2 separate regions of the Homo sapiens genome follow, and region 1 is linked to region 2. The links are chromatin loops, found by intact Hi-C in ENCODE. Cell type or tissue: CD4-positive, alpha-beta T cell. All regions are shown on one strand. Links, peaks and the distances in the headings refer to the core of each region. The heading gives the core; the rest is flanking DNA.

Region 1 (7,108 bases), core at 2,052-6,051, 140 kb after region 2:
GACTTTTCATTTTGTTCTGTACTAAGAAAAATTCTTCTGCCTTGTGATCCTGTTGATCTGTGACCCTACCCCCAACCCTGTGCTCTCTGAAACATGTGCTGTGTCCACTCAGGGTTAAATGGATTAAGGGTGGTGCAAGATGTGCTTTGTTAAACAGATGCTTGAAGGCAGCATGCTCGTTAAGAGTCATCACCACTCCCTAATCTCAAGCACCCAGGGACACAAACACTGCGGAGGGCCGCAGGGTCCTCTGCCTAGGAAAACCAGAGACCTTTGTTCACTTGTTTATCTGCTGACCTTCCCTCCACTATTGTCCTATGACCCTGCCAAATCCCCCTCTGTGAGAAACACCCAAGAATGATCAATAAAAAAAAAAAAAAAAAAAAAAAAAAGGAAAATGTGTGACTGTAGCTTTTCTTAAATAAGGAATAGGGCCTACATCTGGAGGAGTGGAAAGCTGGACAAAGGGTTAAGATCTATATAGAGCGATGGGCTGGGTATCAGAAAAGGGGGAAAGAAATTGCTACAGCAAAGAAGGAGGATCTAGCTGGGGGAGAGAACCTGGAAGAAGTGAGAGCTGGTTCCAAGAGAAGGAACAGCCTGCAGAGGGGTGTGAATGCACAACTAGTAGGATAGCACTAGCCAGTAGCACTTTTGGTGATGATGGGATATTCTATGTTTTCAGTGTTCAATATGGTAGCCTCTGGTCACATGTGGCAATCAAGCATCTGAAATGTGGCTAAGTGTAACTAAGGAACTGAATTCTTGGTTTTAGTTAAGTTTAAATATAAATAGCTACATGTGGCTATCATATTAGACAGCATGGTTCTAGAGCTCAGACACAGCCCACTGTTGCTTGCTTACCCAGCAGTTACCTGCCTTTTTCCTTGCTTACAAACCCCCCATTTTGTTCAGGCAGTCAGGAGCCATGTGCTTCAGGAGAGACTGGGCCCCTTACAGCTATAGGGGGAGAGGTGACTCTTGATTAGTCTAAGCCAGTTATGGTAATTATGTTCCTCTTGCTCGTGATTGGTTTAGGAGTTGGCAGATGATGCAAATCCAGCCAATGAGACATAATGGGGAGTCTGCTGGAGGATTCCGAGAATGTTCTCCTTGATCTTAAAAAGGGGTCAAAAAGAGGGACTAGTTCTCCTTCTGGCGCTTAGATGTGTGAAGATGTGATGCTTAGAGTTGCAGCCACCATCTCATGCCCATAGGGGGACAAAAGCCAGTATGATGAGGATGGCTGATCTAAAAGATGGAAAAAGAATCTGGGTCTCCAATGATGTTATCAAGCCACATCAGAACCAACCTTGGGATGGCCCCATCCTCTTTGTTAGTAAAGACAGTTTATTAGGAAATTAAAGGAATAAAAGAATAAAAGAAGACTTGTGTCTTCTGTTAAATGCAGTCACGGGAACTCTTTTGGGGATAGCAAATATGTGGCATTTAAGTCTGTTTCTGCCTCCAATGTGAATTCCCTAAAGTATAGCACTTTTTCTCATTGTTCTTAAACCACTGTTCCAAGCAGCTACTACCAATCAAGTGGATTTAATATGCTAAATAAAAATCTGTTTGCTATTCCTACTCTAGGGCAAAAGAACACAAGCATCTGCTTTGCCACAAACTCCCCCACGAACATATTCTTCCCACTGGTCCTGGCTAACAGTTGGAAAATACTCACGTAAGATCAACAACACATCAATACCCATGACACCAGCCCACAGAAACAATTCAAATAAACCTGAATTGGAGAAACAGGTTTTCTCTATACCTAAGGACATTAAAAAAGTGCTCATTTTTTGAAGGGTCAATTCATGCTTAGAAGGGAAGCCAGTCACACAGCAATCTGTATTTGAATATAATGGAGCAAAAAAAAAATGCTCTTTTATTAATCTGATATACACTAAATATCTTTGCAGCTGTTACATGAATGTTAGTTATCTGGCATATAAATGTATACACAATTCCAAGTTTGATAGATTTATGCTGTACACGAGCCATCCCACATGGAGCATGCCCTTTCACAAGGATACGCATGGCTGTCTCGGGATATTTGTCAAAACACATTTGGTCAAACATTTTGGCAATTGGAAATCAGACACAGAGGAGCATACAGGAAAGATGAGTTCACAACAGGACCAGCTGTACTTAAGATGAAAACTCCAAAACCTGAAACAGAATTTACACATGCAGCACACGTATATACAGTACAATAGGGGTAACTGGAACATTCATAGCAGGAGATCTTACACAGCATTAAAAACAGGAAGAATAAAAAAGGAAAACAAAGCCAAACAATCCAAACACCAAAACCGACAGGACCATTGCCAAGATCTCATTAAAATAGACAGTGGATAGTACGTTTAGCATATGTTCAAAATGGAAGTTCACCTGAAAGAGAAAACTCTTCTATCATGTTATTTAGTGTATCTAGATAGTAACAAAAGACATATGATCTGTTCAATATGTTCCTGGATCAGGATGAGGATACATAACTGCATGGATGCTAAGAAAGTGTATATTAAAAAAGACATTTCTTTTTTCTTCTGACTGACATAGGACATAGATTCAGTAAAGCAAATATATAACAATAGCAGCGGAGATGAAGTTAGGCCAATTTGTCAAGTTCTATCTAGGTAGGCCTGGTGAATATCAAGGCAAGAAAGGAGTTTCCTTCTTGGATGACTACGTGGGCGCAAGAGGGGAGACACTTTGCAACTTCAAACTAGTTTCATTTTGTTTGCATAGCATGAAATAGCCAATTTTACTGTACATTCTTTCTGAAGGAATGACACCCATAGATAACAGTGGATTCTCTGTACTGGGTCCTATTCTGAGTCAATACAAATGCAGAAAGAAACCCTTTGTGAATCACATGAGGTTGAGCTTGCTAAGTCTTTCCCCTTCCTTGGACTTAGGGGCAATGCTGACCCATAAATCCATGATACTCAATGTGATGTGGCCTGTGTCTATGCAGTGGGAGGCCAAGCATTCTTTAGGGCTTTAGATGGTGGTATGCTGGCAAATGTTTAACAACTGTCTTAGGGGTTAGGAGGAGTCTGATTTGCATGGCTTTGTTGCTTTCCATGGCTTTGTTGCTTTCCATGGTATAAATACCACCACTATAGCTGATCTCAAACTACAAAAATACTGTCACTTGGGAAGGTGTGTGTAGTAGTATACCTGTATACAGTATTTCTACCATACAGACATAATAGGCATACATTACCTCATGGGCACAGATAATGGTAAAATGTAGTAAAATAAGTAGAAAGTGATGAGCTTTGACTATATGTTGCCTTTGCTTTTAGCTATAATTTATCTAATCTTATTTAATTTTTTAGTAATAGCTATGTTTCTCAACTGACTCTCAAAAGTTCTGAAAGTTTAACAATCAGTTCGGATGAACCGGTTCAAAGCTATTCCAGCTCATCACTAGCTTTAGATGACTCCAGCCCCTGTGAGCAGGCTGCCTAGTCACTCCCCAGGCACCACAAAGCTGTTTTGGACTTTGCACCCCTGCTGCTGGGGTAGATTACCCGCTTGAGTTGAAACCCGTCTGAGTCTGAACAAAGGGTTGAAAACTGCTTTCTGCTCCTAGTCCTGGGCACTCTTGGATCTAAGGGGAGCATGAATGCAATAAAGTAGGCAGAGAGTGGACAATCTCAGCAATTTCAGCATTCAGACCTGACTGGAAGGCACCTAGCCTTCAGCACCAAGTGGGGAATCTTCTGCAGACATGGAGAGTACCATCTACCTCCACTAGCCAATGAATCTCAAGAACCCAGGTAGGAACATCCTGGTCTTTCAGGAGTCAAACGCTGAGCTCTCAGACTTCTGCTCTGGAGATGGGCTGCTCTGATTCCATACCAGCTGTGCCCATCCTATCAGGGCACAGGCACTGAAAAGCAATTGGAAATCCAGCCCTGCACAGGGAGCTGTGCCAAAGCCAGCAGCCTTGCGTTCACACTCCCCCTGCACCCATTCCTGTTCTTCACCTTCTCCTCCTCTGTGCCTCCACAACAGGCATGGATGGGCCTTTCATCCCAAGTGCCCCAGGAAAGCTTGGCCTTGCTTTTGTACACTGCTAGAATTAAGAGGTTGTCGACCAGAGGAGGAAAAGAAAAAAAACAAAAGGGAAATAAAGGAAATGAGTGGGCACTGCCCTGAGGAGGTAAGAAGAGAACTGGTGGGCAAAAATGGCAATGGGGCTCTCAGAGGAGGGTAGAGGGTCACTGACAACTACCCTCTTTCTGCTCTGCCCCCCTGCAGGCCCTAGAACCCCAAACATCCTTTGCAACTTCAAGACACTTGCAACAACACGCACCAGTTTTAAACTGAAACCCAAAATACCCCTGCTACTGGCTGTCAGAACCTGTTTTCTGGATGGCTTATCTGCTGAGGGTAGCGAGGAGGGAAGCTGCTTTAGGATGTCTGCAAAGATAATTGACTCACCCACAAATCTTCAAAATCAGAAAGGAAACACCCTGGGAGGCACAGACCAGGGGAGTGGCAGCAGCTGCAGGCTTTGCTGACTTAGCTCTGAAGAGAAAACCCCAACACTATTCGCTGGGGAACAGACCCCCTAGCTCCTGTCTCTGGTTTCACACCATGAAAAGAACACCTCAGAAGAAAGCGGGACTTTAGGCCAGGTGTAGTGGCTCATGCCTGTAATCCCAGCACTTTGGGAGGCCAAGGTGGGTAGATCACTTGAAGTTAGGAGTTGGAGACCAGCCTGGCCAAAATGGTGAAACCTCGTCTCTACTAAAAATACAAAAAATTAGCCGGACATAGTGGCATGCACCTGTAATCCCAGCTACCTGGGAGGCTGAGGCAGGAGAATTGCTTGAACCTGGGAGGCGGAAGTTGCATTGAGCCGAGATTGCACCACTGCACTCCGGCCTAAGTAATAGAGCGAGACTCCGTCCCCCGCCCCCCCGCCCAAAAAAAAAAAAAAAATGCTCTAGAGAGATGGGGCTATCTCTGCTCCTGATTCTTTTCCTTGAATAATATCTTAGTGCAATATCCTGCTGAGATTATTTAAGGGAACAACTTATGTGTGGTTTCATTTTTCTCATTTTCCAAGTACTAGTTAATAGTCTCTCCAACAAAAACCAGGTAATCAAGGAGCTTTCTCCTCTCATCAAAGGTTATCTCAATGACTGAATAGTTCCTGCACTGCCTGCTGAAGGCTATTATTTGTTTTAAATGTGGAAAAATAACACTTTGTATTTATGGGGGGGGGCGCGGAGGGTTCACATGTAATGGGGGTCAGTGTGAGAGTGTCTTCTCTCATTCTGTTTTCCTTGCCCTCATTTAAGTCCTCCATAGGCTTAATTATTGCACACAGCAGTGTCTCAATACGTATCACATGGGAGGTGCTCAATAAGTATTTACTGGATAATCATATGAAATGACAAGAGATCAGTGAAGGCTCGGCTCAGCTCTTCCCCTGCCCAACCATGCTAGCCTTAAGTAAGAGCTGAAACAGACCCATAAACTGTATTCTTGTAACTCAAAATCCTGGGATTACTAAACTGCATTTAGATATTGTTTAAGAAAGACTGAAGGGAGCCCTGGCAATGGCTCTGTGACTGGTTGGTGAGAGACGGGCGACAAGAGGAATGGTCAACATTTAGAGCAAAAGAACATCACACGGAGAACTGTTACGCCATACCTGAAACAATGAAGGGACACACAATACATCCAGAATATACTAACAGGTTTTTTTTTTTTTTTGTCTACATTACAGATAACAAGAGAAGCTTTACTTAAAATACATACTTTGCTGAGCATAAACAAAAACTGTGAGAAACATATAGTCCACTTCAGAGTTTCAGAAGTTGTTGCAATACTGGTGTTTTTAGGCTTAGTAACCAGACTAAGTTTGGCACGATGTGAGGATTAAAGAAAACCTAACATACAGCCGATATGCCCCTTAACACCAATATCCCAGTTGTCTTTCTGTGATACCAGGTGAAGGCCAAATTCAGACATTCCTGGCTCCAGAGCCTTTAGTGCATGAACAGATCAGGTATATTACTGAAGAAATAGGTAAAGGCCATTTTGACATCAAACAGAAAAAAAATTGGAGAATATCATATTCTATCTATTTTGATTGGCAGAGGGAATCAGAAAGTATTCCCCTGGACTGCTTTGGAAATGACCCCAGCATTTAGAAAGTCTCTGCTGTGTCCTAATCTCTTTGCTGGAACCTTATCAGTGGTATCTTGGACTCTCCCTTCTGTCACTACATTTCTTTTCCCACCTCCCCTTTGATCTCTTAAGGTATCTTGAAAGACAACTAAGCAGTTTTTGGTGAAAACCTGAACTCTGATTTGGTGAGATTTGTCTATTTGCCAATATAGGTAAAATCACTGAAAAACTGTTTCTGAAGCCTATGTATAATACTTAAGGCCATGTTTCAAGAAAATAATGGAATAAACAGTCAGGAGAGCTGTAGGGTAATATTGCAATTATAGTCTTCTAACCTAAGCGCGTTTATCTGGCAAGGCGGGGCCCTTTTCTGGCTGGGTGATGGTAACTGTCAAACCTGCAGTGAACAGAGATACTAGTCAGGATGCTGAGATGCTGGCAGGGCAGACAGCATGGGGACTGTGCTTTCTGGCCTATTCCATGCGGGCTTCCCAAACAACTTCCTACACTCTTTTTATGCGTGCCTATTTCCTAATTTTTCAGTTTATAAACTAAACCTATTTAGTGCTTGTAAAAATGAGTTGAGGCCGCCAGTGGCTCACGCCTGTAATCCCAGCATTTTGGGAGGCTGAGGTGGGCCGATCACTTGAGGTCAGGAGTTCGAGACCAGCCTGACCAACACGGTGAAACCCCACCTCTACTAAAAGATACAAAAATTAGCTGGGCGTGGTGGCGCATGCGTGTGGTCCCAGCTACTTGGGAGGCTGAGGTGGGAGAATCACTTGAACCTGGGAGGCGGAGGTTGCAGTGAGCAGAGTTCCCACCACTGCACTCCAGCCTGGGCAACAGAGTGAAACTCCACCTAAAAAAAAAAAAAATGAGTTTAGCATAAGAAGGCAGATAAGATGAAGCTATTTTCATTACTGTCTTCTACAATGCTGGAGAGTGG
Region 2 (7,108 bases), core at 1,887-5,886:
TACATTTTACTGCTGTACAAAAATATTTTTCCCTTTATGTCCTTATTCTATAAGCTTTTTTCTATTTTTAACTTTTTAATTTTTTTTTTTACTTTTTAAACTTTTTTGCTATAAACTAAGACACAAACACACATATTAGCAAGATCCCACATGAGTCAGGATCATCAATATCACTGTCTTCCACCTCCACATCTTGTCCCACTGAAAGGTCTGCATGGAGCTGTTATCTCCTATGATAACAATGCCTTCTCCTCCAGTGCCTCCAAAAGGGCCTGCCTGGGGCCATTTTACAATTTGCTTTTTATTTTAAGTAGAGAAAGTTCACTCTAAAAATAACATAAAAACATAGTAAATACATAAAGCAGTAACATAAGTATTACCATTATGAAGTATTATGTACTGTACACATTTGTATGCGCTATACTTTCATATGACTGGCAGCACAGTAGGTTTATACCAGCATCACCACAAACACGTGAGTAATGCTTTGATTGGGAATTTTTCAGCCCCATTATAATCTTATGGGATATTGTTATGCAGAACATAACTATTACCAAAACATGCTCAAGATAGTGTAAAGCACTTTATTCAAATGCGGCTGTAATGTTTTATTTTGTTTTGATTTGAGACAGGGTATCACTCTTTCACACAGGATGGAGTGCAGTGGTGTGATCACTGTGCACTGCAGCCTCTACCTCCCAGGCTCAGGTGATCCTCCTACCTCAGCCTCCCAAGTAGCTGAAACTACAGGCGTGCACCACCATGCCTGGTTAATTTTTTTTTTTGTATTTTGTGCAGAGACAGGGTTTCACCATGTTGCCCAGGCTGGTCTCAAACTCCTGGGCTGAGGCAATCTACCCATCTTGGCCTCCCAAAGTCCTGGGATTATAGCCACCATGCCTGACCTGTAATGTTTTAACGGATCATAAAATCAACACAGTGGTTCATGACCAGCATTTTCTTAGAAAATGAATTAGAACAGAACAGAATAGTAAACATAAGAGGCTGTTGCATATAGTAGAAGTTAAGTGTTGCTCGGTGAATCTTTAGTTAGACACACACGCCCACTTATTACACATATCACACAGCTACCTGGGTCATGATATAAAATTATTTTACTCTGGGTCATAAGGTTTTAGTCACTTGCTGAAAGTGTATGTCACAGCTAATGAATTAGTAATAAATCAGTAGCACAATTAGTAAATCAGTAACACAAGATCTCTAATGGGCCCCTACCACAGTTACATAAATCTATGCCTGTTTCTGCAGTGGATTTGGTTTCCTAGTAAACTCTAGTAAAAGTCCTGACCCCCCCAGAACTCATATAAAGTCATCTGTCTCCATCCTGCTAACCAGCCCTCCTTAAACATACCCCAAGCCTACTCACTCCTTCCAATGAGCCTCTGAACTCCTGACCCGTTGTAATTCTCCTATATTATCACTTTTTGTTTACACTTTCTCTACCTACTTGTCTAATGAAAAGCTGGCTTTTGCTTCAAAATCCCACCCCTCATAAACCCACTCCAGGGGTGGTTGTTTGCCAAATTTCCTTGACTCCCAGGACAAAGAGAGGATAGTCATCACTTTCCCAAATAAACGTTTCTCCCAGGCCACATCCTGTCCATCACCTCACTTCTCAGGGCTTCACTCTTCCCTCTCACCCCTAACCTTGCCACTCATTTCTTGACCTCCAGGACTTTTCCTTTCTTGCCACAATTGCTGCCTTCCTCCCAGGCCTGCCTCTGCTGGGTGGCTTCAAGAAGGTGGATGACCTTGGTAACACTCCTCCACTACACTCCAACCACACACAGGCACCACACCTTGCACGTTATCACTACCTGGAAATACTCCACCTGTAAGATCAAGGCTTCCAAATCTTGGACTATAGCCTTTCTATTTACTCACTTCTCCACTTCCTTATTCTTATAGATCCTGCCCTTTATTCTCATTGTAGGTGGTTCCTTGATTTCACCCCACTCCATCTTTCCCATCCTGGCTTCATAGGCTCCTCGGCCAGATGGGACCTCAAGAACCCAATTTCAGCAATACTCTCATGAACACCCTGGAGTCCCTGTTTCCCATGCAGAGGCCAAAGGAAATCCTCCCCTTTGCCATCTGAAGGTTCTCTGAAAAAATCAACTCACAAAAGGCCGATCAATTGGAGAAAAGGCATATAAGTTTTATTAACATGTACGCAAGTAGACTCACATGTTTACCCACCCCTCAAGTGACTCAGAAGCTTAACTACCATCCCAGCAAAACAGGTTATGGGAGGGGGGCAGAAAAGGAATTTGGTTGAGATTACCAAGGAAAAGGGATGGGGAACAGAGATTAACCTGTATGTCATCCTGTGAAAGGTTCTGTTCAGGTGTGGCCACATTCCCGGTCTTACAGGGAGGGGAAGGAAAAACAATTCTTTCCCCTGGTGGGTCTCGATCTTTGGTAGATAAAGCCTTTGAAAGAGAATGTGGGATGCAGGAATGTCAGAGACACCTTGAAGCTTCTTCAGTTTGGAATGTCAAAATGCTGTATTTTGGGGCATCAGTGTCTGAGCCCCAACACCTATGACTTGGTCAGAGCCAGCAGGTCAATCCCTAGGCATAGTTACCCCATTCTTTTATCTTGTTGGAGAAATTCACATGAAAATGCTTATTGGCTCTGCAAAGAACATTTATAACACTAATTGGATCTTCAAAACTACTCAGGCTTTCTATCCAACCCTGGCTGATGCACTACTGCTTTTTCATGCCTCCACCCTCCTCACCTCAGCAGATGGTGACTCTTAGTATCCTTCCTCTCTCCCCTCTCATCCCAGAGGAAGGGGTATCCTCTGTTCCTTTTTTCTAAGCTGGGGTGGGAAGGCTGAGAGCTGAGACAGCCTCAGCCATAGATGCTATCTCAAATGTCAGTGTGCATAATAGTGTACTCCAGTGCTCTGTTAAAAGGCAGACCTCAGCCGGACGCGGTGGCTTATGCCTGTAATCCCAGCACTTTGGGAGGCTGAGGTGGGTGGATCACATGAGGTCGGGAGTTCAAGACCAGCCTGACCAATATGGTGAAACCCCGTCTCTACTAAAAATACAAAATCAGCCAGGTGTGGTGATGCATGCCTGTGATTCCAGCTACTTGGGAGGCTGAGGCAGGAGAATCGCTTGAACCTGGGAGGCGGAGGTTGTCCTTAGAGATGGCCTTATAGGGTCAGGAGTGATCCTCAGAAGCCTGCACTCACACAAGCATCCAAGTGACCTTGATGCAGGTGTAAATGAATTTGGGGATCACTGCCCTAAGTCACTCTCCCAGATGACATAGCTGCCTCAACTCTTGCCTTGAGAAATACCAGGGGCAGGAAAAGCTGTGTATTACAAATCACACGATGGGAAAAAACAAACAAACAAAAAAGCAACCCAGGGACATTAAGCCAAGTAGGACGGAGTACAGAGTGCAGAAATGACTAGAAATGTTAATTCCTGAATTCCTGTTCTTGCACCAAAATGGGTTCAAGTTTCTCAGCAAAAATGAAAGATCAAGGACAAGAACATATGAATGGCTAATTCCCCCAAACCATTTGCAGCATTTAACCAAAAGCAAACTTGAACTGAATCTACCAAATAAGTTTAATATTCATGTTTATATTTTTTCTTTATTGAGCTTTCTACTTTTACTACTCAACATGATTTATAGAGACTCATTTGAGCTTTCTACTTTTACTACTCAACATGGTGTATAGAGACTCATGGAACTAAAGAGCACTGTCAAACAGTCAGAAGACCTTTATCCTAATCCCAAATCTACCACTAACTCCACCATGGATAAGTGAGATAAATTTCTGAGCCTCAGTATCCCCATATATGAAATGGGGATTTGACTCTGTTAAAGAAAAACAAAGGTGTTCAGACTGAGAAGGCAATGGAAGATCGCTCTACATTCTATATCACCCTAAAAATGGAAGACACAAAGAAATCATTCTGTGACAACCTTGTACAAATGTTCTCCCCCACCAGCTTCCCTAAAGTCACTCTATGCCTTGAATAATGATACCGTTTTATGACTTTTAAGCATCACAGCATGAGGCAGCTTCCGGTGGGGAGGTTCACACAGGAAGGAAGAGATCTCAGTGCTGTTTGCTACTCATACCTTTTGATGTTTCAACAAAAAGCCAAGCATTCTTTGAAACCAGTCATAATAGTGGCAAAACCAAAAAGATAATTGATGAATTGAAGGTGGTATGGAGGCCTAACCAAGAATAAAGATGCACCAAAATTTTCTTGGGTGAAGAGAACAGAATAAAGTCTACATCATAGAGAAGTACAAATTCTTAATAATACTTTAAGGCACAGTAGCTGATGCCTGTAATTCCAGCACTTTGGGAGGCCAAGGTGGGAGGACTGCCTGAGGCCAGGAGTTCAAGACCAGCCTAAGCAACATAGTGAGATCTCATCTCTATTTTATTTTAATTGAAAAAAGAGAGAGCAAGAAAGAGCTAGCCTAAAATGAGCAAAAGAGAGAAGGAGAAAGAGGGAGGAAGAACACAAAGTAAATACAAGATAAATTATTCCCAGAACAAACTACTTATAATAGTACCAGTTAAAACAAAATAGAAACAGTTCACAGGAAAAAAAAAGAGAAAGGAAAATAAAACAATATATAGCCATATATAGCCAATGGATAGCTATATTGTGCTAATTCCACCAAAGCTTAAGTGAGAATTTATTGATCAAGAGCTAGAACTAGAACTAGCCCATATAGAACCTAAAAACCAAGACCATGTTTTGGACTTACAAGGAAGACATGATCAAAACACATTAAGAAATAAAGAAATGGGACAGTATGTTATAGTTTTTAAGCACAGTCTTTGAAGTCAGAAAGACCTAGGTTGTAATACTGTTGCTGTCGCCTGTTGGCTGCGACACTGAATAAATTACTTAAGTTTTTCCAAGACTTGGTTTTTCCATCTATCAAATGGGGATAATGCTCCTTCCCACAGAGTGGTTGTGAGAATCGAGACCATGTGGGTTGAATGCTTAAAGCACCGTGCCTGGTGAGTAGACACTTGTGTGATAATCCTTGTGAGTAAAGTACATTTGCAACCATGGAAAATTCCAAACCTCTCCCAGGTTTCCAACTTTGAAGATCCTGAGAAACAAATATAAACTTTGGGATCAAATATCAGTTGCTCAACTTGTCTTTGGCTGGAGATGATTAATACCGATTATTTGTATTTTAAAATACCAGCACTCTGAAAAGTTATACTTTCATCTGTCAGAACATACCCGATTGGCACCTGTCCAACATACATCCAAAGCTAGTACAATATGTGAAACTAAAAACAAAGAACTTTTTCCACCTACTATATGCCCAAGCCTAGGCTTGGCAGACAGAGAACACGAAATGTGTCCTGCTGAGTCAGATAAGCAATGCTTTGATCTGCCCCAGGGCATCTGACCTCCCAGTGTCCTCCTCTGCTGCCCAAATCCAGACCCCCGCCAAGTCCTGTAGCTTTTTCCTTTATATCCTTAATAAGTGTTCCTTCCATTCTAGCTCCACAGCATAATCCCTGGTCACCGCCAGCTGGCCCTCAGCACCAACACCTCTCTGAGGCCCCAACTACAAGCACTACTTGTTGGCAGGTAGGGCTGGCTGGGATCACGTCTATTCCTGTGCCACGGAGATCACCCTGTTAAGACCACCTCTCCAACTCTGCCAAGCTACCCTGGACAAGTCTGGGCTCCTCACAAGTTACTCTCTCCCTGCCATTGGGATGTGCCAGGCCCTGATCTCAGCCTCGCTGGCACAGGGCTCCTGAGGCAAGCTGGTTGGAAAGCAGCCCCAAGCAGGCCTTCCCCTCAACCAGGTGCCAGACTTGCGAGGGGGTCCCTGCTCTCAGCTCACTGCACCCTCTGCCCCACCAGCTGCCGCATGGAACAACCAAGCAGTTCATCTTGCTCCCCGTGGAAAGCAGAGGTGAGGTCAGAGCCAGGGAGAGAACAAGGGAGGGAAGGGAGAAATGGAGAGTTACAGTGGAAACATGAAAACTATTTATGTTTTGAAAATGCAATTAGGAATTCTTAAAAATTTCATTACTATTTTGTGTGTAGAGCAACAAAGAAAAATATTTCCCTGGAAATTCCAAGTTCTTATTAGCATTGCTTATCCATGGGTATGTCCTAGGAATAAGGATAGTGAGGTCCAAGCATGCAGAGGAAATCCACTGGATTCTCTAAAGTATTCCCCAGTCAGAAGATTCTCTTTTTTTTTTTAAACTAATCATGAATATTGACTGTTAAGCAACTCATGGCTTTCACTTGCTTAAACATTTGAAGCACTTCTCCTTTCAAATCTGATTCTCTAACTCACCACTAGATAAGGCCAGAGCTTGAGACTTGATTTAATCAACAAGGTGTTCTTTTGGTATCTGAGTTGTAAACACTGACACAAAAGGAATCACACCCGTGTTTTGTTTTCTTTCCAGGGCACATATATAACTGTCCCAGACTCACCAATATAGCCAATGGCTTGGCTTACCTAAAGAGACCTTTGAAGATAATATTTCTAAACAAGCCTATCACCAAGGGAAGGGTGTTTTTTTTTTTTTTTTTTTTTTGCTTAGTTTATTTTCAGAGGTAGGACAGAAAAAGGAAGCACAGCAAAAGTTTTCTGTGCATTTTCTCTTTCCTTAAAAAAGGAATATAATATCACAGGAACTTTCCTTGGGAGACACAATAGCAGTCCCATTCATAACTATTTACTCAAGCTGCAATTTGCAAACTCCGTCTCCATTCCTTGCCAAGATTCCCTCTCCTGTTTTCTGACCTTCACAATAGCTCCGGTTGGATTAAGTTCCTCAACCTAGAGTTTATCCAAAAAGAATTCTCCATCGTACATTTTTGCATAGTTGTCCTAAAAACTAAAAGACTGAATTTCTTAAAACAGATTCATTTTCATTATTTGAATAAATTTTAGGCAGATTAATATAAAATCTACTCAGCAGTACTAATTCTTTTGGAAAAGTTACTCCTTTAATTTAAATAGTAGGATTTCTGGCATCAGAGAGGACATTTCAAAGCCCATATTAGTAGTAGACTTGTCTGTACAGTTTCATTTCAGCAAA

What was found. Peaks named below come from ENCODE experiments on the same cell type or tissue, not always from the same donor. Only the 100,000 strongest peaks of a DNase experiment are listed, where the experiment ranks them.
Region 1: it touches region 2 in a loop (2.3-fold over the local background); 3 of 110 quality-filtered maps call a loop at or near these places.

The regions. Positions count from the first base shown.
Region 1 is chr5:76,328,699-76,335,806 of GRCh38, reverse strand. SV2C (synaptic vesicle glycoprotein 2C) reads right to left here. Exons shown (of 13, transcript NM_014979.4): 13 at 1,851-7,108. Among named protein-coding and RNA genes, the nearest start is that of SV2C-AS2, 21 kb to the right of the region's middle. RefSeq lists an enhancer at 1-624. In CD4-positive, alpha-beta T cell, for the core only: no CTCF peak of the experiment used is centred there; a DNase peak (open chromatin) is centred at 4,466; H3K4me3 peaks cover 509 bases; H3K27ac peaks cover 1,990 bases.
Region 2 is chr5:76,470,858-76,477,965 of GRCh38, reverse strand. All of the region lies in intron 2 of IQGAP2 (IQ motif containing GTPase activating protein 2), which reads right to left. Among named protein-coding and RNA genes, the nearest start is that of IQGAP2, 71 kb to the right of the region's middle. RefSeq lists an enhancer at 4,768-5,967. In CD4-positive, alpha-beta T cell, for the core only: no CTCF peak of the experiment used is centred there; DNase peaks (open chromatin) are centred at 4,085 and 5,305; H3K27ac peaks cover 1,981 bases.